Regions from separate parts of the Homo sapiens genome. Here region 2 is linked to region 1. Evidence: read pairs that join two places in POLR2A ChIA-PET (ENCODE). Cell type or tissue: OCI-LY7. All regions are shown on one strand. Each heading gives the region's core, and the rest is flanking DNA. Links, peaks and the distances in the headings are about the cores only.

The links. Peaks named below come from ENCODE experiments on the same cell type or tissue, not always from the same donor. Only the 100,000 strongest peaks of a DNase experiment are listed, where the experiment ranks them.
Region 2: POLR2A ChIA-PET joins it to region 1 with 9 read pairs; 4 of 35 experiments call an interaction of 5 or more read pairs at or near these places.

The regions. Positions count from the first base shown.
Region 1 is chr9:76,397,760-76,409,786 of GRCh38, forward strand. It overlaps a transcript of GCNT1 not described here and the pseudogene RPSAP9. Among named protein-coding and RNA genes, the nearest start is that of RFK, 9.3 kb to the left of the region's middle. RefSeq lists enhancers at 4,214-4,508, 10,973-11,022. In OCI-LY7, for the core only: CTCF peaks have their summits at 4,396, 5,725 and 5,928; DNase peaks (open chromatin) are centred at 4,352 and 5,722; H3K4me3 peaks cover 462 bases; H3K27ac peaks cover 1,475 bases.
Region 2 is chr9:76,709,485-76,721,511 of GRCh38, forward strand. PRUNE2 (prune homolog 2 with BCH domain) reads right to left here. Exons shown (of 19, transcript NM_015225.3): 7 at 4,079-4,237; 8 at 1-1,874. Among named protein-coding and RNA genes, the nearest start is that of PCA3, 49 kb to the right of the region's middle. In OCI-LY7, for the core only: no CTCF peak of the experiment used is centred there; no DNase peak of the experiment used is centred there.

The sequences.
Region 1 (12,027 bases), core at 2,064-10,063:
TCCCCTCTGACTGAAGAATAAACCCTCCAAGAGTTGTACTTCTAAGAACTCCCATCAAGTACTCAATCTGTTGATCAAAGCAGACCCCTCCACCTTGCTTCAGAGGCCAAAGCATATGCTTCAAATAATTCAATAATTATTCTGTAGGCTATAGGATTTATAATTTTTCTTCTTCATTTGACTCCAAAAATATGCTACCTAGCATTCTCAGTAAATCTAGAGTTGAGAGTCTATGTGTCTTTGCCAAACTTACTGCTTTTAACCAAGGAAGTATTCTAAAACGTGTTTTTTATTTCCCCCTCTGAACTGCACTTGCACATCCTTTCAGCTGCCTGTAGGGAAAGAGTCCACTTCTCTGGTTTAATTTGTCTCTGTAGAAAGAAGGATCACAAATAAGACTAAAGAGAAAGTAGAACTGGCAGCTTGTGAGGGAAAAGAAGGCTTATTCTAAGTAAGCAATGAAAAATGAATCTGAAGAATTCTTAAAATTCAGCAATAAGAAAATAAGCAACTCAATTAAAAAATGAGCAAAAGATCTGAATAAGCATATGAAAAGATGTTCAACATCATATATCGTGAGGGAAATACAAATTAAAACAACAATGAGATACTACTATATACCAATTAGAATGGCCAAAATTCAGAACACTGACAACACCAAATGCTGGCAACCATGTAGAGCAACAGGAACTTTCATTCATTGTTGGTGGGAATACAAAATGGTACAGCCCCTTGGAAGATAATATGGCAGTTTCTTATAAAACTAAACGTACTTTTACTATGTTATCCAGAAATTGTGCTCACTTATATTTAATCAAATGAGGTGAAAACTTTTATCCACACAAAAACCTATTTGTTTTTGCTTTCCGCGCTACCTACAGAGGGGCCCATACGGCGTTGTTCTGGATTCCCGTCGTAACTTAAAGGGAAACTTTCACAATGTCCGGAGCCCTTGATGTCCTGCAAATGAAGGAGGAGGATGTCCTTAAGTTCCTTGCAGCAGGAACCCACTTAGGTGGCACCAATCTTGACTTCCAGATGGAACAGTACATCTGTAAAAGGAAAAGTAATGGCATCTATATCATAAATCTGAAGAGGACCTGGGAGAAGCTTCTGCTGGCAGCTAGTGCTATTGTTGCCATTGAAAACCCTGCTGATGTCAGTGTTATATCCTCCAGGAATACTGGCCAGAGGGCTGTGCTGAAGTTTGCTGCTGCCACTGGAGCCACTCCAATTGCTGGCCACTTCACTCCTGGAACCTTCACTAACCAGATCCAGGCAGCCTTCCGGGAGCCATGGCTTCTTGTGGTTACTGACCCCAGGGCTGACCACCAGCCTCTCACGGAGGCATCTTATGTTAACCTACCTACCATTGCTCTGTGTAACACAGATTCTCCTATGCGCTATGTGGACATTGCCATCCCATGCAACAACAAGGGAGCTCACTCAGTGGGTTTGATGTGGTAGATGCTGGCTCGGGAAGTTCTGCGCATGTGTAGCACGATTTCCTATGACCACCCGTGGGAGGTCATGCCTGATCTCTACTTCTACAGAGATCCTGAAGATATTGAAAAAGAAGAGCAGGCTGCTGCTGAAAAGGCAGTGACCAAGGAGGAATTTCAGGGTGAATGGACTGCTCCAGCTCCTGAGTTCACTGCTACTCAGCCTGAGGTTGCAGACTGGTCTGAAGGTGTACAGGTGCCCTCTGTGCCTATTCAGCAGTTCCCTACTGAAGACTGGAGCGCTCAGCCTGCCACGGAAGACTGGTCTGCAGCTCCCACTGCTCAGGCCACTGAATGGGTAGGAGCAACCACTGACTGGTCTTAAGCTGTTCTTGCATAGGCTCTTAAGCAACATGGAAAAATGGTTGATGGAAAATAAACATCAGTTTCTTAAAAAAAAAAAAACCTATTTGTTTTTACCCCAATCCATTTTTACCCCTACTCCCACTGAATGCAAATGGAATGGATGAATGGATGTTTTATTTCTATTTTATTTTATTTTTATTTTGTTTCACATGGATGTTTATAGCAGCTTTATTCAGAATTGCCAAAACGTGGAAGCAACTGAGATGTCCTTCAATAGGTGGGATAAACAAGCTGTTGTATATCCATATAATGCCATACTATTCTGTGCTAAAAAGAAATGAGCTATCAAGCCACAAAAAGACCTAGAGGAAACTTAACTGCATATTACTAAGTGAAAGAAGCCAGTCTGAAAAGGCTACATAACACATGATTCCAATTATATTACATTCTGAATAAAACTATGGAGACAGTAAACAGATCAGTGGTTACCAGGGTTTGGGGAAGTTGGAGGTCGGAGGGAGGGATGAATGTGAAGCACAGGGGATTTTTAGGGCAGTGAAACTATTCTGTATGATACTGTCCTCATGAATATATGACATTATGCATGTATCAAAACCCATAGAACTATACAGCAACAGCAGCTGCCAACCTAAAACTGCTCTAAAAAGTAGAGTCTATTAGTTTTTGAATAATTAATCTAAAAATTTCTGACTTGGAGTCTGACATCAACGTTCACACCTTCCACACCTAAATAGTTACCAAGTCTCTCCCAATCCATTTTTACCCCTCCTCCCACTGAATGCAAGCCATGACCCCTTACCTGCACAGGTGTAGCCAACTCTATTCTCCCAGCCTTAGATTTGACACTAGTCTCTCTCTACTGCTTTTTCGTGCTGCTATAACCTTTCAAATGCCAATCTGATCAAATCACACTAAAAGTCATGTTCTGCTTCCCTCTGTCTTAGGATCAGTCTAAACTAAACCATTGTTCACAGATTCTCCCTATCACACTCCTCAGCTCCTGCCTCTACATTCTCTACCCAGAAGCCCTAGGGAACTTTACCAATTCCTCTAACTCACTCTTTGGACTTCATATAAACAGGCTTCCTAGCATGAGACAATGCTACCAGTAGGCCAGAGAGCAAGGGAACCCTGTGAGTCAGGTATGCTTGACAATGCCTTCCAGAGAGGTGGGACTTGAGCTGGAGCCTTGGGGCATGTGTGAATCGACTAAACAGAGAAGAGGAAAGAAAAATGTCTAGCTAGGGAGAGTTCCTGTGATCATATTTCCAAGAAAGGGATGTGCAGTAAACAAGCCAGAACTACTAAGCTCTACTGAGAGGTGATAGAGCTTAGTAGTAGGTAAGGGGGACTCTGGCTCTTACACCAGTTTCCTGTCTGTGAGAAAATAATCACCATAGCACCTCATAAAGCATTTGAAAGATTTAAGACTTAATGCATGTGAAGTAACTAAATCAGTGTGTAATGTGTAGTAAGCCTTCTGTATTGGCTGTTATGATGATGATTACCTGTTGGTCTGCTATAGAAAATTCATTATAACTGGACTACAGTCCAAATAAGCTGGCTGAGTGTAAGTGTCTTCAGAATTCTACCTTGGAAAACAGACATGTAAAATTCTACATAAAAGCCCAATATAGAAAATAAATAATGTTTTATTTATTTATGTATTTACATATTTATTTTAGAGATGGGATCTCGCTATGTTGCCCAGGCTAGAGTGCAGTGGCTATTCACAGGCAAGCTCATAGCACACTATAGCCTCGAAATCCTGGAATTAAGCCATCTGCCTGCCTTGGCCTCCTGCATAACTGGAACTACAGGTGTACACCACCATGCCATAAAAACAAGTGTTATTTTATAACCACAAATGTATTTGTGGTTCAAACTCATAAAATTTACTTCATGTAGTACAAATTTACTCAATAAGAACACATTAATGAAGTTTACAGTGTAAAGAAAGAAAACTAATTTTTTTCCTCACCCCTAATGCGTTGTTAGAAGGGACCCCCTGTAACAAAAAACAGATTATCAAAGCAAGAGCAAACATGTTTATTATCATGTATATTTTATATGTATATGGGAGATGCCCAGGGAATGAATAATTCTCAAAGAGGTGACTCAGACCTCTAGCTTATATAAACTTCAATAAAGAACATTAAGGACCAGCACAGTGACTCACTGCTATAATCCCAGCACTTTGGGAGGCTGAGGCCAGAGGATCCCTTGAGCCCAGGAGGTTGTGGCTGCAGTGAGCCATGATCATGCCACTGCACTCCAGCCTGGGTGACAGAGCAAGACCCTGTCTCAAACAAACAAACAAAAAACACACTACATTTCTAAAGAAAGGACAAGACAGAGGAAAAGAACTTTGAATCTCTGGAGGTGGCAAATTGTGGGAAGGCAAAATAATGATAGATGAAGTCCACTTAGCAAAGCTTATTAACGTAGATTCCTCTTGTGCCATCTCCAGCCAGATGAGGGCTACAGTTGTCTTCAGTGGTTAACTTTTGTCCTTCCGGGTACAGAGGGAAGAAGGGCACCTTTGTCTTTGTAAATCTGTGTCCTGCCACTAGGTAAACAGAGGAGAGGCAGAGAGCTTTCCTGTATCTGCTTCCTCCCACTTGCTCTTAGCTTAAAAATTTTTTTGTCAAAGAGGCATATTTTTTGGTTAACACATCCAGTTTTCCTTCAACACTCTCAACTACATCCGAATTTGCTTCCTATCACTGTTTGTACTGTTGTATCATATTAAATTCAGAAAACATATTTTAAAATAACATTTTGAAAACTAAATTCATAAAAGACATTTTTAAATGAAATGTGCTTTGAATATTTAGAACCTTTTGAAGCACACAAATTGTAAATTACTCATCTGGTCTAACATTGTTATTTTGCACCAAAAAAAAGCAGACTGAGAGCCTACGACCTACTAAACCCAAAAGAAAACAGAGAGTCTACAAAATGCTGAGAAGCTGTCCATCCGTTTGACAATGGACCTAAGATCACCTTTTCTGAAAGAGTTAAGTGATCTCCAGGTCTGTCTGCTATATGCAGCTGCCTCATAATAACCCATAATGAAATGTTTATTTGGCTGATTTTTTTTTTTTTTGAGACAGTGTCTCACTCTGTTGCCCAGGCTGGAGTACAATGGCATGATCTCGGCTCACTACAACCTCCACCTCCTGGGTTCAAGTGATTCTCCTGCCTCAGCCTCCTGAGTAGCTGGCATTACAGGCACGCGCCACCACGCCCGGCTGATTTTTGTGTTTTTAGTAGAGACGGGGTTTCACCCTGTTGGCCAGGTTGGTCTCAAACTCCTGACCTTGTGATCTGCCTGCCTCGGCCTCCCAGAGTGCTGGGATTACATGCATGAGCCACCGTGCCCAGCCCTGATTGTTTAATAAATACACCGCACATATGGAAATGGAAGGTTGTCAGTAGTACTAATAAACAATTCTTATACCTATATGGAATGTAAACCAAATTTTGTCAACTTCTACCCACATGAGACACTAAAAATATCTCTGGAAAATTAGATTCTAATGTCAGGTCAGGCCTGAAAACCAAGAGCTTACCTACAATATCAAATGTTTTAGAAAAAGGTATTCCTTCCTTCATCCATTCATTCACTGGCTGCTTTAATAGGGTCCACTCCAAATCAAGGGTGTGATGATTACTAATTTTTAAAAATCGATACTCCACAAATATTTGAGTACCTACTGTTCCTTGTGTATTTCCTGTATGGCTTTTTGATTTTTGTTTTTTGTTTTTGCATTGAGCAAAAATTGCTTGTATTACAGGGGAAAAACTATGCAAATGCAATGTTAAATTCTCACCACCAAAACCAAAAGCACTACAAGAATTTCATTCCTCATGCATCCACAAGATGGCATATTAAAATTTTGCTTTTTACTGACATGAACCTAGAACTGCGGTGACACATGAAATAAGAACTGCAAATGGAAAATGAAAGTTAGGGAATGAGGTTCATCAGGCCCTGTGCTAGACACGGGAGGATTCTGTACTCAGAAATGTTTGGCCTGCTCATTGCTTCATGTGCTTGGATCTGGTTCTTTGGTGAAGCATGGCTACTGCATTCTATCTTCTTCCTCAATCACAAAAGATAAAAAGACTGTCTTAATTTAGAAAGTTAATGCTTTTTGATGTTTCCTTTGAATATATGTTTCACTATAGAAGAAGAAAATGGAGAAAGAGAAAAAGGAGGAGAAGAGCACCTAGAATTATAGGCAGAAGAATTCAGACTTCTTTCCCATTAAAAAATTGTTTTTAATTATACATTTGGTGCAATGATGGTATAGGAGATAAAGATGCTAAAAATTTCTGAGACGAAGAAGAAGGAAAACTTTCTAGGACACTGGACTCTTTTCAGAATAATGAGTAAATATGTCTGAGATTCTGGAGATGAACTTTGACCTCTGTTCGGAGTAATTCCCCTTCTAAGGCAGGATTTACTGATAGTGAAATTAACCATTCTTTAGTGTCCATGACAGCCGTCTGTCTTATGTTCTCTCAAATTCATGATACCTTTGGAATGTGACCGTGATGGCAAAAATATAGGTGTTACCAACAGTAATTACATATAAAATTATTTCAGTTTGTCTTCAAAATTACTGGTGTTTCCCTCCTTTTTTCTCACAATGATGATATAAAATTTTAGGAATTTTTTTTAATTTTAGAATTTTTTTTCTGTCCAATATATAAAATAATACAGCTACTTAGAAAATTGGTCTAATCTGCTGATGTGTCAGCATGAACTATATATTTAGAAGATGAAAAATAAAAGTGTGTAGTGGGGTGGTGGTATAGATTGGAAAATTATTACCAGCTGAATAAAAAATAGTAGGCTAAATTAAAAATGCTCCCAAATATTTTTCACTCCTTTTATTGAGAGGGGAAGCCCATTTCCTCTCCCCACTAAAACTGACCTGGTTGTGAAATTTGACCAATAAAATCTGGCAGAAGTGATATCGTGTAACTTCAAAGGTGTGCTTACAGAGAACTGTAGCAACTCTGTGATAGGCTTTGAATGCTCTCTGTTAGAAGCTGGGCATGATATAAGTCCAGCTACCCTTCTAGAGAAAGAGATATATGAAGAGAGGCCTGAAGTATCCTGGACATTTCAGTCTCAAATGAGCTCCTGGAAGGAATACTGCTCAGGTGAGACCCAAGCAACCCAGAAAATAATTTGAAATAATAGATTATTTTAAGTCATCTTTTTTTTTTTTTTAAACAGAGTCTTGCTCTGTGGCCCAGGCTGGAGAGCAGTGGCGTGACCTCAGCTCACTGCAATCTCCACCTTCCAGGTTCAAGATTCTCCTGCCTCAGCCTCCCAAGTAGCTGGGATCACAGGCGTGTACACCACCATGCCTGGCTAATTTTTGTATCTTTTTCTAGAGATGGGGTTTTGCCATGTTGACCAGGCTGGTCTCAAACTCCTGGCCTCAGATGATCTGCCCGCCTCAGCCTCCCAAAGTGCTGGGATTACAGGCATGAGCCACCAGACCCAACCCAAGTCATCAAATTTTGAGGTGGTTTGTTCTACAAAAATAGCCAAACCAGCTAGTGAGCTCTGTTTTGCCAATACTTTTTTCCTTTAAGTAGACTTTTTTTAAAAAGCAGTTTTAGGTTCACAGAAAAATTGAGAAGTACAGAAAGTTCCCATATACTCCCTGACCTTCAACACACACACACACACACACACACACACAGGCTTCCTCACTATAGACATCCTGCACTAGGCACTAGAATGTACATGTTACAACTGATATATGTGCATTGATGTAATATCACCCCAAGTCTGTAATTTACATGAGAGTTCACTCTTGGAGTTATACATTCTATGGGTTTACACAAAGGAATACCGACTTGTATCCACCATTATCGTATCATACAGAGCATTTTCACTGTCATAAAAATCCTCTGTGCTTTACTTATTCATCCCTCCCTCACCCCTAATCCTTGACAACCACTGATCTTTTAACTGTCTTCATAGTTTTGCCTTTTCCACAGTGACACATAGTTGGAATTATAAAAGATGTAGCATTTTCAGACTGGCTTCTTTCACTTAAAAATATGCAGTTAAGTTTCCTCCACGTCTTCATGGCTTGATGGCTCATTTATTTTTAGCATAGAATAATATTCTATTGTCTGTGTGTATCATAGTTTATTTTCCTATTCTCCTATTGAAGGACGTCTTGATTGCTTCCAAGTTTTGGCAGTTCTGAATAAAGCTGCTCTAAACATCAATCTGCAGGTTTTTGTGTGAATATAGGTTTTCAATTAATTTGGGTAAATACCAAATAATACAATTGCTGGATCATGTGGTAAGAGTATGTTTAGTTTTATAGGAAACTGCCAAACTGTGTAACAAAATGACTATACCATTTTGCATTCCCACCAGCAATTAAGGAGAGCTCCTGTTGCTGCACATCCTTGCCAGCATTTGGTGTGGTCAGTGTTCTGGATTTGGGCCCTTCCAATAGGCCTAGAGTGGTAATTTGCATTTCTCTGATGACATATGATGTGGAACATCTTTTCATATGCTTATTTGCCATCTGTATATCATCTTTGGTGAAGTGTCTGTTCAGGTCTTTTGCTTATTTAAAAACATCAGACCAGATGCAGTGGCTCATCTCAGCACTTTGGGAGGCCAAGGTGGGAGGATTGCTCGAGCCCAGGAGTTCAAGACAGCCTGGGCAACATAGTGAGACCCTTTATCTACAAAAATATTTTAAAAATTAGCTGGGCATGGGTGATATGTGCCTGTAGTTCCAGCTACTTGGGAGGCTGAGGTAGAAAGATCACTTGAGCCTAGGAGATCAAGGCTACAGTGAGCCATGATTGTGCCACTGCACTCCAGCCTAAGCAACAGAGCAAGACCCTGTCTCAAAAAAAAAAAAAAAAAAGAAAGAAAGAAAAAAGAAAAATTGGCTAGGCGTGGTGGCTCACGGGTGTGGTGGCGTGCACCTGTAGTCCCAGCTACTCAGGAGGCTGAGGCAGGAGAATTGCTTGAACCCAGGAGGCGAAGGTTGCAGTGAGTCGAGATTGTGCCACTGCACTCCAGCCTGGGCAACAGAGCGAGACTCCATCTCAAAAAAGGAAAAAATCATCAGGTTGTTCACTTTCTTCTTGTAGAGTTTTAAGAGTTCTGGCCAGGCACAGTGGCTCATGACTGTAACCCCAGCATTCTGGGAGGCTGAGCCAGGTGAATCACTTGAAGCCAGGAGTTAGAGACCATCCTGACCAACATGGCAAAATCCAGTTTCTATTAAAAATACAATAATTAGCCGGGCATGGTGGCTCATGCCTGTAATTCCAGCTACTCAGGAGGCTGAGGTACCAGAATCATTTGAACCCCAGAGGCAGAGGTTGCAGTGAGCTGAGATTGTGCCATTGCACTTCAGCCTGGGCAGCAGAGAAAGACACCATCTCAAAAAATAAAATAAAAAGTCATTCCCATACACAAGGTCATCTAGATTTTCTCCTATGTTATCTTCTAGGAATTTTATAGTTTTGCATTTTACAAAATGATCCATTTTGAGTTAATTTTTTTTTTTTTAGCTTCTGGGTCAGTGTTCTCTATTGCCACACTACTGCACTGCATTTACACTTCAAATTTCTAAAATAGGATTTATATATTATAATAGAGTTATTTTTCTCATTTTGAACTAATTTTGGGCATGAGTATAAAGTCTATGTCTAGATTCTTTTTTTTTTCCTGCATGTAGATGTCCAGTTGTTCCAGCAGCATTTCTTGAACACTCTTGTCCATTTTCTCCTTTGCTCCTTTGTGAAACATAAATTCACTATATTTATTTGGCTCTATATCTGCCTCTCTGTTCTGTTCTATTGATCTATTTGTCCACTTTTTCATCAACACTACTATGTCTTGATTACTTTTAGTAAATCCTGTAGCTTTATAGTAAATCGTGAAGTCAGGTAGTGTCAGTCCTCTGACTAACACTCATGCATGATTATGTTGGCTATTCTGGGTCTTTTGTGTCTCCATATAAACTTTAGAATCAGTTTGTCAATATCACAAAATAACTTGCTGGGAATTTGGTTGGTATTCTGTTGAATCTATAGATCGCATTGAGAAGAACGGACATCTTAACAATATTGAATTGCCAATCCTTGAACATGGAATACTTCTTCATTTATTTAGTTCTTCTTTGATTTATTTCATCAGAGTTTTGTAGTTTTTCTCATATAGATCTTGTACATATTTTGTTAGATTCATACCTAAGTATTCCATATTTTGGGGTGTTAATATAAATGGTATTGATATTATGTTTTAAGTTTCTAATTCCACTGGTTAATTGCTGATATACCAGAAAGGAATCAAATTTTGTGTGTTAATCTTGTATCCTGCAACCTTGCTATACTTATTTATTAGTTCCAGGAATCTTTTGTTGTGGTGGTTTATTCTTATGGATTTTCTACGTAAATGTTCAGATCATCTGCAAACAAAGACAGCTTTACTTCTTCCTTCTCAATCTGCATACCTTTTATTTCTGTTTCTTTCCTTACTGCATTAGTTAGGACTTCCAAGTATGATTTTAAAAGGGAGTGGTAAGAGGGGAAATCTTTGACCTGCTCCTGCTCTGGGAAAGCTTCTAATTTTTCATCATTAGCTGTGGGGTGTTTTTGTAAATGTTCTTTATTCTATTGAAGAAGTTCCCTTTTATTCCTAATTTGCTGAGTTTTTGTCATGAATGGGTATTGGTTTTATCAAATAATTGTTCTGCACCTATTAATATGATCATGTTTTTTTCTTTTTTAGTCTGTTGAAATGATGAATTATTAATCATTAATTTTCAAACATTGAACCAGGCTTACATACCTGGAATAAATTTCCTTGGTCATGTATATAATTTTTTTTTCTTGCAGCCTCAGTTCAAAGGATCTTTTTACACATTGTTGGATTTAACTTGCTAATATTTTGTTCAGAATTTTTACATCTATATTCATGAGATACTGGTCTGTAGTTTTCTTGAAATATCTTTAGTTTTGGTATTAGGATAATGCTGGTCTCATAGAATGAGTTAGAAACCACTTCCTCCGCTTCTATTTTCTTTTCTTCTTCTTCTTTTTTTAGATGGAGTCTCACTCTGTCACCCAGGCTATAGTGTAGAGTGGCACAATCTTGGCTCACTGCAGCCTCTGCCTCCCAGGTTCAAGCAATTCTCCTGCCTCAGCCTCCCAAGTAGCTGGGATTACAGGAGTGTGCCATGACACCCAGCTAATTTTTGTAATTTTTAGTAGAGACGGGGTTTCACCATGTTAGCCAGGCTGGTCTTAAACTCCTGACCTGAAGTGATCCACGCACCTCAGCCTCCAAAAGTGCTGAGATTACAGGTGTGGGCCACCATGCCTGGCCTCTTTACTTCTATTTTCTGAAAGAGATTATAGAAAATTAGTATGATTTCTTTCTTAAATATTTAGAAGAATTCACTGGTGAATTTATCTGGGCCTGGTGTTTTTTGTTTTCGAAGGTTATAATTGTTCAATTTCTTTAATAAATATAGACTTATTCAGAATGTATATTTCTTCTGCATGAGTTTTGGCGAACGTGTCTTTAAGGAATTAGTCTATTTTACTTAAATTATAAGATTTGTAGACATAGAGAGTTTCATATTTCTTTATGATTCTTATAGTGCTCCCAGCATTTGTAGTGATGTCCCCTCTCTTATTTCTGATGTTATTAAGTTGTGTGTGTGTCTCTCTTTTTTTCTTGGTTAGCCTGGCTAGAGGCTTATTGATTTTATCAAAGAAACTGCATCTGGTTTCATTTATTTTCTCTATTGATTTTCTGTTTTTATTTTTATTGATTTCTTTTTTGGACTGTGGGGAGGTGAACAGAGTGTTGCTGTATCACCCAGCCCAGAGTGTGGTGGTGCAATCTTGGCTCACTGCAAACTCTGCCTCCTGGGTTCAAGTGATTCTCGTGCCTCAGCCTCCTGAGTAGCTGGGATTACAGGCGGGTGCCACCATGGCCTGCTAATTTTTGTGTTTTTAGTAGAGACGGAGTTTCACCACGTTGCCCAGGCTGGTCTCGAACTGCTGACCTCAGGTGATCCACCTGCCTCGACCTCCCAAAGTGCTGGAATTGCAGGCATGAGCCACCGCATCTGGCTGATTTTTATTGATTTCTGGTCTAATTTTTATTATTTCTTTT
Region 2 (12,027 bases), core at 2,536-10,535, 310 kb after region 1:
CCTCCTTTCTTCATATTCTCCTCAAAAAGGTTCCAGGAATCTACCTTTTCATATACCTTGCCCCTAGTTTTAGGATCCACTAAACCATTCTGATCTTCTTTTGGTGGCTTAGAATTAGTCCATGTGTGATCCAGATCAGAACTGGGATTTCCAGGTGCAAAGATGTGATCCCTGGAGTCATTGTTTTTCTTGCCCCAGATTTCTGGAGCTGCTTCATTGTTTATCTCACTGGGTGAATTGTCCAGTAGTTCTGAAGAAGAAAAGGCAAACCCACTTTTTGCCATGGCCCACTCATTCGGGTCCCTAACAGAAGGTGTCTTGCTGCTTGTTGGGTGCAAATTCCAGGTATTTTTTAAAGCTTCATCATGATCTTCTTTACCAAATGCACTCCAGGCTGGGAATGGCGCCACAGCTGCTGGTTCACCATCATCTGTAGGATTTCCCCAGGGCTCGGGCATGGCTGTGGGAGAGCGACCAGAATGCCACAAAGAAGCAAAGTCTTCTATCAGGTGGTTTGTTCCTTGGGGAGATGTATTTGGCAAAGGTGACTTCTCCATGGGCAGGTTCTGGAACGGCAAGCTTTCCTCATTTTTGTCTTGAATATCATTGCTACCCAGTTCAGGCTGACCAAATTCAGACTCCCAGGGACCTGACTTTGTAAATTCGAGGCTCTTTGGTTGAAATACAGAATCTGAGGCTCTCCTATCAATGGAGCTTGGCTTATGCTCTTTCCATGATTCAGGGCTCTGGAAAACAGATTCCTGTTCACTGGAACTCCACGCATCTGCAATATTTTTGGAGTCAATTTCCAAACCACCCCACCAGCTGCTGCACCGTGCATGGGTCTGAGGTGGCCCCATGTGACCTGTGTCAGTTGCTTTTTGGGTCATATCTTCTGTATAGAGTGAGGCTGGTTCTTCAGTGGATGGCGAGCTTTCTACTAAACTATTCATGGGTGTTGGTGGGATCCTCTTTCCAGTATTTTTTAGCCTTTCTGGGGAAGGGGATTCATCTCCCACAAAATCTGTCAGGCTCAAATTTCTTTCAGAGTTATCTCTGGGACTGTCTTGTCTCTGGACAAACTCCTCATCATGTTCCACAAGGCTATCTTTGCCAGCCCCTGACAAAAGTGAACTGGATGAATAATTAGACATGTTGGTTCCCATGCCATCAAGTCCTTCAGGCCCAGCGGGGAGCTGTCCTTCTGACAGGTCACTGTTGGGGAAGAAGTCATCTGCTGGGGAGTAGTCTGCAGAATGAGAAGATTGCTGGGACTGCCCAGAAGCCATGGGTGCTGGGTCAAAATTGAAGAGGTCGAAGTGCTCACCGTGTTCTCCAGACCATGCATGTTCCTCCGCCACCGCCCCTTCAGGGATGGGGCTGTAGGAGTCAAGCCCTGGGAGAAGGGTGTGGTGAGGCCCAGCACCTTCTCCCACGGGGCTGTCGTCACTGAGGAAAACAGAGCTCTCCTTGGATGAGCGGCTGCTCCTAATGGTAGCCAGTCCGCTGTCTGGGCTAACAAGGTCTACATTGGCATCCACCTGAGCCTGGTTAGAATCATTGAGATCTGGAGGGTTCTCTATGAAATTCACAGAGCTGGGTTGTGGCTCTATGTCAGAACCATACAATTCCATAATCCCAGAAGACCCCTGGGAGAGGGGGGCACTGCCTGCCACGGCTTCTGTTGAGGATGTCCGGCTATTGGAGACCATCTCTGGACACCTCCTGTTGATGACTTCCTTGACAACGAGAACCACCTGATCACAAGTCACTGAAGGGTCCTCTTGTTGGTACACCAGGATCTCATCACAGCCACAGTCAAAGGGCTCCAGTTCTAGGCAAGGGTTCTGACACTCTTCCAGCTCACAGCAAATCTGTCGGAAGGCACAGGAATTTGTGTCAGCACTCAAGCACTGTTGCACTTTGCAATTGCACTTTGCAATTTATCTCGCTTAATTTTTAAATATAAAATTAATCTGTGTTCATCTGTCTGAAAAAGAAGATCTCAAACTTAGAAAGTTCTGATTACTGTACCACCAACCCTTTCTCCAATTCTATCCAACTGTCTCTCTGTTTAATTCAAAATCCAGGTGCTCGATTTTGAAGGCTCCTGAACGTTTGGGTAAAGGAGTTTAAACCACCTATTCTTTCCTAACTGTAATATAATACCATCTTCCAATAGCAATGTAATTCGAGTTGCAAAAAAGCAGAGATAATGCATGTTGCTGACAACTATAGGAAAAGTGTTGGAATAAGGGGACAATATCAGGAGACAGGCTGTTGTTTGGGAGGGGGCAGCCAGGGCTGCTTGAACCTCTGATAGCTTCAGAATGCAAAAGAGAGAGTAGGAAAGACAAAGATGCTCCCGCAGTCTGATCTTTCCGAACAGCACTCAGGACCCCTCAGTCCCTTTCACCCCAGGTAACGGAGGCATGGAGCCCAAAACAGGCAAAGCTAACCTGGGAGGCAAGGGGACACTGACGGATGGTCAGTGTGAGGCCAGAACTGGGTTACGGCTTTCTGATTTTTAAGGAATGTCAGGAGTATTTTGTTGTGCTGGGCCTTTGAAATGGCCCCACGGGATTAGTAGAGATAAAATTAATAATAATAATAACAACCACCACTACCACCATGGAGCTCACATAGATACTACTACTACTACTAATTAACATTTATTGAGTGCTTTCATGTGCCAGGCATGGTTCTAAGGGTTTTATGATCATTATCTCTTTTAATCACCACAGTAATTCCACAAGGTAGGAACTCTTTTTATTCCTATTTTACCCATGAAGAAATGAAGATACAGGAAGATTAAATAACTTGTCCAGCAACACACAGCTAACAAGTGCTGGAGCCTGAGTTCTGTACCCAGGCAACCTAGCTGCAAAGGCTGACTCGGCCAGTGGTGTGACCACACAGGCCAAGAGGAACTCGCTAGGCCAGAGCCAGGACTCTGTTGCTTAAGATTCCAGCGATCCACCTCTGGCTATTGCTAGGATGGGGAGGGTGGGTGGGGAGAAGAGAGGAGGACTGGGGTCAACTCAAGAGCTTTTAACTCCTTCATCTGCTCTTCTACTTTTGTCTGTTTCCAATGAACCAATTTTCACATTGGTTTGAAAAAGGGGTCTACTGCTAAAAGTGATGTGAAAGCCGCCATGTTGTAGGCTTCCAAGGCCTAAATCCCGTCCCTGGGAAGCCAGTGACCAAAGATGAAATTTAGCTTTGAAACCAAATGCAGAGGAAAGTGATGAAAAAACCACAGGCTGGTGATGCAGGTCAGAGGAGGAGATGCTCTTTCACATTCGGACTTGAGAGAGCCCGAGAGTACCCATAGGCATGGGTCAAGAGAGCTACAGTGGAGCTCTTGGGGGACAGAAAGGAGGATGTAGAAAAGAAAGGGGCAGAGACTGTGCCTCTAGCCACCCATGGATACATAAGGCATTGAATCCATTAGTGAAGAGAAATAAGTAATGAAGCATCTGGGGCCCCGTGTGGCTCCTATTATAATGAATCATGTATGTTCTCATATTAGTTATTAAGTACACCTGGCTTGGTATATCCGATGGCCTATTTTGATTAATTTATCTAATTCTTTTTTTTTTTTATTTCCTAGGCCTTGGGTTAAAAGACTCAGCTATCAACCTGGAGGATAACTGATTACCTAGTCAGAGTTCTGGTACCTGGAGACAAACTAACTTTGATTAAAGCATCAGATCACCAGGTCTTAAACACTGGGCACCAAACCGGTCCTGGGACAGGGGCTAAACCTTGTCAGTTATGATCAGGGAGCAGTCCTAGAAGAAAATAGCACCCAAAGGAGAACTTGCTCTTTTGGGAATGAGAAAGAGCTAATGTTTTGCACTATGGATTCAGTCAAGAAGAGAAATGCTTTTGGGGCTTTCTTAAAAGGCCAAATGTAAAAAGTACCCCCATCATTTCCTAAAACTCAAACCTCTAGGACTCTACCTCTTGGGCTAATTGCTCATGAGCCACCAATCTGTTCTGTCTTGCACTGTGTGTTCTGAGAGCCAGCAGGTTAGGACAGAGGGAACATGACGGGGTCAGAGGAGGGGCTCACCTGACTGCACAGCTCCATGTTTTCTGAGTACACAGCAATCTGTCGTCTCGGCTGCTGCTCCTCTGACAGATAGCTGGAGAACAGGATGAGGACATCAAAACCAAACTTGTCTGTAAATGCTTTCAAGTCACTGGTAATATTGCTGTGAAATAGACAATTCTGAAACGACAACAGGAAATTTGATATTAATGTCAAACTGCCCAGCTGCGGGGAGTTGTTCCACAAATTTGTCCAGTCTTATGATGTATTTAGGAGAGATATTTATTATTTAAGGCAAGTGAAATACAGTTTGCTTTGAGAAGGAGTGGAAACTTTCATGCTATGGCTTAAAATACACTTTGCTTGTTTGTTTTCCCAAACCATGTAAGAAAGGAGTTTTTGCCATTATTAATAATAGTTTAGACAAAGAACAGATATCCTAAACATTTTTTTCTAAAATATTTATTCAGATGCTTAATTTGCAAATCCTATTTTCCCTCTTGTCGCTTATAGGATCTATATACGAATGTCTGCTATTGTTACAATTTATCACAATAAGAATAGGAGGAAGTTATTTCTTCCTGTATTTTTTTTCTAATGATTATTATTAACTCCAAGGAGAAATTCCTACGAATCAACATAGCTGAGTTTACTGGGTGATCTTTATTCCAGTGTAGAATTCTGGGAGATTTTTAAAAGAGCTGTGATGTCAGATTTGCTTGTTCTATGTGGCAGCTGTGGAGGAATGAATAATTGCAGAAAGGGATCCCAATACCTCAGATTACCCAGATGTGGCTCATATCATTTGCAAAAATGTTCTGGCTGCTTCAAGTTTTATTTACTGTATGTATGTACTTATTTATTTATTTTTGAGACAGGGTCTCACACTGTCACCCAGGCTGGAGTGCTGTGGCGTTATCTCGGCTCACTGCAACCTATGCCTCCTGGGCTCAAGCAATCCTCCCAGTTCAGCCTCCCAAGTAGCTGGGGCTACAGGTGTGTATCACCATGCCCAGCTAATTTATTGTATTTTTTTGTAGGCGTCAGGTTCTGCCATTTTGCCCAGGCTGGTCTCGAACTCCTGGGCTCAACTGATCCACCCACTTCATCCTTGCAAAGTGCTGGGCTTACAGGCGTAAGACCGCACCCGGTCCGGTCTTTGAGTTTTATTAACTACAATGAGAGCCACTTTCTCTGTGTGGGTGTCTCTCTTCCTTAAAGAAGTACAGTGAAGAACATATGCTAGCCCCTAACATAATGCCTGGCATATACTAGTTGTTCAAGAAATGTTTGTCGGATGACTGGAGAGACAGGTACACAAAATCAACCTGTGCTCCATCATCCATAATCTTCTATCATAGTCCACATATATATCTATCCTAGCACATATATGATCATACCACATAATTCATCAACTGACAGTCTATTGTGTCACTCAACAAAAAACACCATGATGTGCACTCAAGGGATTTAAAAGATTCTGTTCATTTTTTCTGATTATAATAGCAATCAGAATTATGCCTGTCATGGGTAAGATACTAAAACAACACAGAAATGTGTACCACAGAAAGTGGAAGTGCCACACACATCTCCTAGGACAGCCACTGTGAAGATGTGAACGATGCCGTGCAGAGAGTTGCAGATTTCCCCATACCCACATTAATGTCTATGTGGTCATTCTTTGAAACTCGTGGATTGGGTATTTGTGGCTTAGACTATTTACCAGCCACTTCAAAAAGCCATCATACCCGTACTCTGTAATTCTGCTGAGTTGAATCTCAAGGTCTGTGAGGCTCTGAAGAGGGCACACAAGACCCTGGGTAGGTAGGCAGGCAGGCCCCGCCCATCACGGGCTTCCATGTTTCGAGGAGGCTTTGCTGTCTACTCCAAGGCAGCCACTCTCATCTGGCATCTTACTGGGCCACTTTCCCTTTTTTGGTTGCAAGGAATTGCACATACGAATCCACAAAGGTCTCAGGATCTATTCTCATGCTGATGAACATCAAGGATCTATTGTAATGACATTTATGATCATATAAGTCATATGCGTTTGGAACATATGCTTTTGGAAGTGTGTGTTCCAAAGTGTGTACTGTCAGCTTTCATGCTTTTTATTTATTTTCCAAATGGCCTAATAACAATCTTTAAGTAGATGTTTAAAAAATTAATTCATCCACAATAGAAAGACATTAAATATTTAAAAGGAGATTTTTTAAATAATCAAAACTCATATACAATGTGTGTTCAACAGATAAAATTATTTCAAACCATCATTGAGGGTGAATCAAGAACCTCATTGCTAAACTTGTAGCAACTATGAACTGTAAAAAAAGATATAGCCCTGAAAAAAATAAAAAGAGACTACAACTAACTACAACTTATTTCCAGTAACTGAAGGCTTCAGCACAATAAGCCTTACAGTTTTCCTTTCTAAGTATTTTTCGTTATGTATATAAAGGCCTCCAAATACATTTATAAACCCTTGAAAGAAGACACACATTTCTAAGAGATTTTTACATATAACAAAATTCTCACTACACTCCTGGCCGGGTCACTGAAACAAGAGGGGGCAGGTTTTATTTGTATCTGAGCATAAGATTAAGAATCAGTAGAATCAACACTGTTCAAAGCCACACTTGTGGAAAGTTTCCTATTCAAAAATGCCGGCTGATCTCCAAACTGTTTTAATTCTTCTGTGTTAAACTGATGGCTCTAGGACCTCGATGGACTCAAGTCCAAAAGCATTGGCAACACCAGGCATCTTGTTGGAAATGCAGAGTCTCCGGCAAAACACTAGACCTATTGAAGCAGGATCTGCATTTTCCAACAATCCTAGGAATTGGAATGCACGTTGAAATCTGAAAAGCACTACTCCAGAGAGGGATTTATTAGTTGATATATTTTCCTACAAACCAGTCCTTTGGACTCTCTCAGCACTGTCACAGGACTTGTACTGACTCACACTGCCAGCTCTTTGTTCCTATGGCAACCTCATCATAAAAGTCCCCTTAGGGTGTGCGTTTCTGGGCCGATTTGCTACAGGTTCTCATTTAGCAGGTTGGGCACTGGATCAAGACTATATTTTCTTTTTCTTTATTTTTTTTTCAGAATGGTATAGGTATGTTTATTTTTAATTTAATTTAATTTTTAAAATTTTGTTTTAAGTCCTGGGATACATGTGCAGAATGCGCAGGTTTGTTACATAGGTATATGTGTGCCATGGTGGTTTGCTGCACCTATTGACCCATCATCTAGATTCCCTCCCCTCGCCCCCCAACCCCCCAACAGGCCCCAGTGTGTGCTGTTCCCCTCCCTGTGTCCATGTGTTCTCATTGTTCAACTCCCACTTATGAGTGAGAATATGCAGTGTTTGGTTTTCTGTTCCCATGTTAGTTTGTTGAGGATGGTGGCTTCCAGCTTCATCCATGTCCCTGCAAAGGACATGACCTCATCCTTTTTTATGGCTGCAGAGACTGTATTTTCATCATGTCCCTCAAGTGCTCTAGCTCAGTTTTCCCCTGGGTGACCCCAAATTCCACAGGACCAAATGAAGCACTGATAAATCAAAAAACTATTTGAATCACCTAGGCAAGTTAGAGAAACAAAATACATTTTACAATAACCCTAAAACAGATTCTCATCAGCTCTCCAAGCCAGATTCGATCTTACTGGCCTTGGGATAATGTCAAGAGTTTCATGTTTAAAACAGAATTAAACAAGGGAATGAGTGAGAATCTTCAGGATTCCAGGAGGCAGAGCGTGTTTGTTCTGCTTTTATGCCGGTGCTGTTTGCATAGGGGATAATTTATTATTGTCTTCTAGCTACGCAGGGAGTCATGTGCTGCGGTGGCTCTTATGTTGCTGACAAGCTAGGCTGGCCCTGAATAAACAGCACTTCATCATCAACACAACCCAACTGTAGATACAGGTTGGCATTTTATTCCCCCCATCTGCCTTCTACCTGATAAATTACTGTTTTAGTTACATGTATACAAATACTATTTGTTAATCTGCTCAAATGTCTCCAAAATGTTCCCCCCACTTAAATTAAAATTATATACGTGCATACATATATATCTCCCATTCAATTTACTAAGGATTTAGACAATAAAAGCACTTCCTGTTGAACTTACCACCCCCCCCACCAGCCACACACACCTTCTGCATTTGTGACCCCAGCCTATAACTGCTGCATGGAATTTAGGAAGTTACTTTATGAATCATTGCAACTGGGAATTGGCTGGCAAAATCTCATACTAATGCCAGCAGTTAGGGAGAATGGCAATTGCTCCCTGTCACAGCCCTTTGTCACTCGTGATTCCGAAGGGTCGATGACTAAACATTTTTAGAGGTCACGTGTCTTGTTGTCTGAGTAATTTCTAGTTTGGGAATGAGTGGGAAAGCCTGGAAACGTGGGGAGAAAAAGCCTTTGTTATTTCCTGGTCAAAAAAGCTAAGGTGTAGGTCCCAAGAATCCTAAAAGAAGTTGATGCTCATTATAACCCAGAGGAGGAAAACAGAAATAATACAGCTGTACCTGAACTAATATCAAAACCAAGATAGTGATAGTGATGGTGCCCCATAGATTACTCCATTCACAGCTGAAAGTGCAGATGCAGTGAAACCTTTCATTCTCACAATATCCTATTTTACGTTTTTCATTGCTCAGAAAAAGGCAGTCTTTATGCTGTCTGCTGGTAGCTTCAGTGCATCGTGTGAAACAAAAGTGATGTAAAGAATGTCTTGTAAACATTTCAGTAGATATCCTTGAGAGACAGAAACCCTCTTCTTGCATCACTCACACATGCTCACCTTCTGTTGTCTTCTCAGTCCCCCTGGTGGGGGATCTGGCTCCGTCATTTCACTGAAACTCTCTTCTCAAAAGTACCAAGCACTCCGAGGTTGCCAAATCCAAAGATAACATTCCATTTCTTACCCTACTTGATTCTCTACAGTATTCCATGAGATTGACCCTCCCTCTGTTTTGAAACACTTAATTCCTTCACCTTCCTGACACCACACACCTTGTTTTTCTCCGGATTCACCGACTGCCCTTCAGTTGCCTTTGCTGGTTGCTCTTCCTTATTAAGCCTCCAAATATTCACACCCAACTTTGTTTCCTGTCCCCTTTCTCTTCTCTCTTTCCACTTTCTCCTTGATGATCTTACCCAGCCACATGGCTTTAAAACCATTTGTCTGCCACTGATGACAGAATCTACATGCACATGAGATCTGCATGTAGCTGTTTAATAAGTATCTCAAGTAAAATATGGCCCACCGCCTCCTCAGTTGTGTCTGTCCTATTAAATGGCACCACCGTCTACCCAGTTATTCGAACCCAACATCTAGGAATTATCCTTGATTGTTTTTTTCCTCATCTCTCACGTAATTCACCAGCAAATCCTATTAACATTGCCTTTAAAATATATCTGTAGTCTAAACACGTCTCTAATATCTCTTCATCTCCATTGCTGTCCTAGCCACAGCCACCATCATCTCTTGCCAGAACTTTAGCAGCAGCATCACAGCTGGTCTCTCAGTAATGTAGTCTCCACATAGCATCAAGGGGCAGCTTTATTTTATTTTTTTTCCACCCCTTCCCCAAGAGGCAGCTTTTAAAAATATAAATTGAATAATGACACTCTCCTGCTTAAAGCCTACTGAAAGTTTCCCAATGCAATTATTATTATTACTTTTTTTTTTAGCTAGGAGGAAAAGGTTTAATGTCCTCAAGAATAAGAGTTAATATAAATCAATGAAAAAAGGATATATACCAATGGAAAAACTGTTACAAAACATAAAAGACAATTCACAACTGGAATTCAAATGGATAATAAATAGATCTGAACTCATTAATCAAAGAAATCCTTTAATAACACAAATTTTCTTCTTTTCTTATTATTGGTAAATATTTCCAAATGGGCACTATCAAACTTTTTTTTAGAAATATATTCTTTTTTTTAGGCCGAGCATGGTGGCTCACATCTGTAATCCTAGCACTTTGGGAGGCCAGGGCAGAAGAATCACTTAACTTAGGAGTTTGAGACCAGCCTGGGCAACATAGTGAGAGCTCCTCTCTAAAAGAAAAAAAAGATTAAAAAAATATATGTTCCTTTTTTTTTTCAGAGTTGGGGTCTTACTCTGTCACCCAGGCTGGAGTGCAATGGTATGATCATGAGTCACTGCAGACTCAACCTCCTAGGCTCAAGCTGTTCTCCCACTCAGCCTCCCTAGTAGCCGGGAATACAGGCGTGCACCACCATGCCCAGCTAATTTTTTTATTTTTTGTAGAGACAGGGTCTCACTATGTTGCCCAGGCTGGTCCTGAACTCCTGACTTCAAATGATCCTCCCACCTTGGCCTCTCAAAGTGCTGGGATTAGAGGCATAAGCCACCATGTCCAGCCTAGAAATATATCCTAACGAAATAATCATATATGTACACAAAGATTTGTGGACAAAGCTGTTAACTGGATTATTACTTTAATAACTAAAACTTACAAACAATCTAAATGTCCAACACTAGAGCAATGGTTAAGTAAATCATAGAATGGTCACACAAAGGATTGTTAAACTGCTATTAAAAGTTATGCTATCAAAGAATACTTAATGACACAGGAAAACACTCATGATACAGTGTTAACTGGAAGATAATTTTTATAACCACATAAAAGTAGAATGTCATTTCTAGACGTATTCAAATAATACGTATTGAATTCTAATATACAATGGACATTAAGATTCACTGATATTTATTAAAGTTGTCATAATTTAGCCAAATTGCTATTCTGAAACCTTATTGTGTCTCTCCATTATTTTAGGGAGCTCATGCCAAGGTAGTAAAGACCTACGAGTCAGCCAAACATGAGGTTAACCCTCGCTGTGACACTCACTAGCTGGGTGACTCAAATCAGTTACTTCATTTTCATGAGCCTTAGTTTCCTCATCTGTAAACCCTCACCTCATAGGACTGTTGTGAGAACTAAAAGCATATATAAAAGACTGGTCAAGTGCCTGACATATAGTAGACAATAAATATTAAGCCTCTTTCCTTTCCTGTTTTTTTATTATTATTTTTTAGGTTATTCTCAGGATTTATGGGATTAAATCTGATTCATAGAAAGTACTTTTGCAAGATTCTGTCTGTGGGGACTGGTTATGACAATTTTTGCCTTATGTTCTCCATAATATATGTGAACTTTCAAATAATAATCACACACATCTTTAAGTCATTTAAGTGATTTACATGTAAAATTCTTAGATGTGAGATGATGGAGGAAGTTGCACAAAGTTAAATATGAAGTAAACTCATATAAAAATGATGTAAGGTTTGGGAGGCTGAGGCGGGCGGATCACAAGATCAGGAGATCGAGACCACGGTGAAACCCCATCTCCACTAAAAATACAAAAAATTAGCCAGGCGTGGTGACCGGCGCGTGTAGTCCCAGCTACTCGGAGAGGCTGAGGCAGGAGAAGGGCATAAACCCAGGAGGCGGAGCTTGCAGTGAGCCGAGATCGCACCACTGCACTCCAGCCTGGGCAACAGAGCGAGACTCCGTCTAAAAGATGTAAGGTATAAAACCTACTGATAGGTCAGTGTTTATCTCATTATCAAATTTTCTATCCTTAATTCCAAGTTAGACTCAGTGAATGAGCTTCTGTCTGCCACTATGCAAACAACAGCTTTTAAAGCATTAAAAAAATGTATAGTGATTTTTCCTTCAGCTAAATCACAATGAATAGTCTTTTTCATCATTTCCACCGTTTCACCTCCAAGGGCCAAATGACCTTCAGTGAATTTTACTCCTGGTGCTAATACTTCCCACATAGGTCAAGCATTCTGGACTATACCTATTATAGTGTTGTCTTCCTCACAAATTACAGATGAAATATATTGAGTAAGACTTTTATTAAGAATAAATTACTTTCTAATGTCAGGAACAAGCAATTCCCAGATTTGTTATTTCTGGGT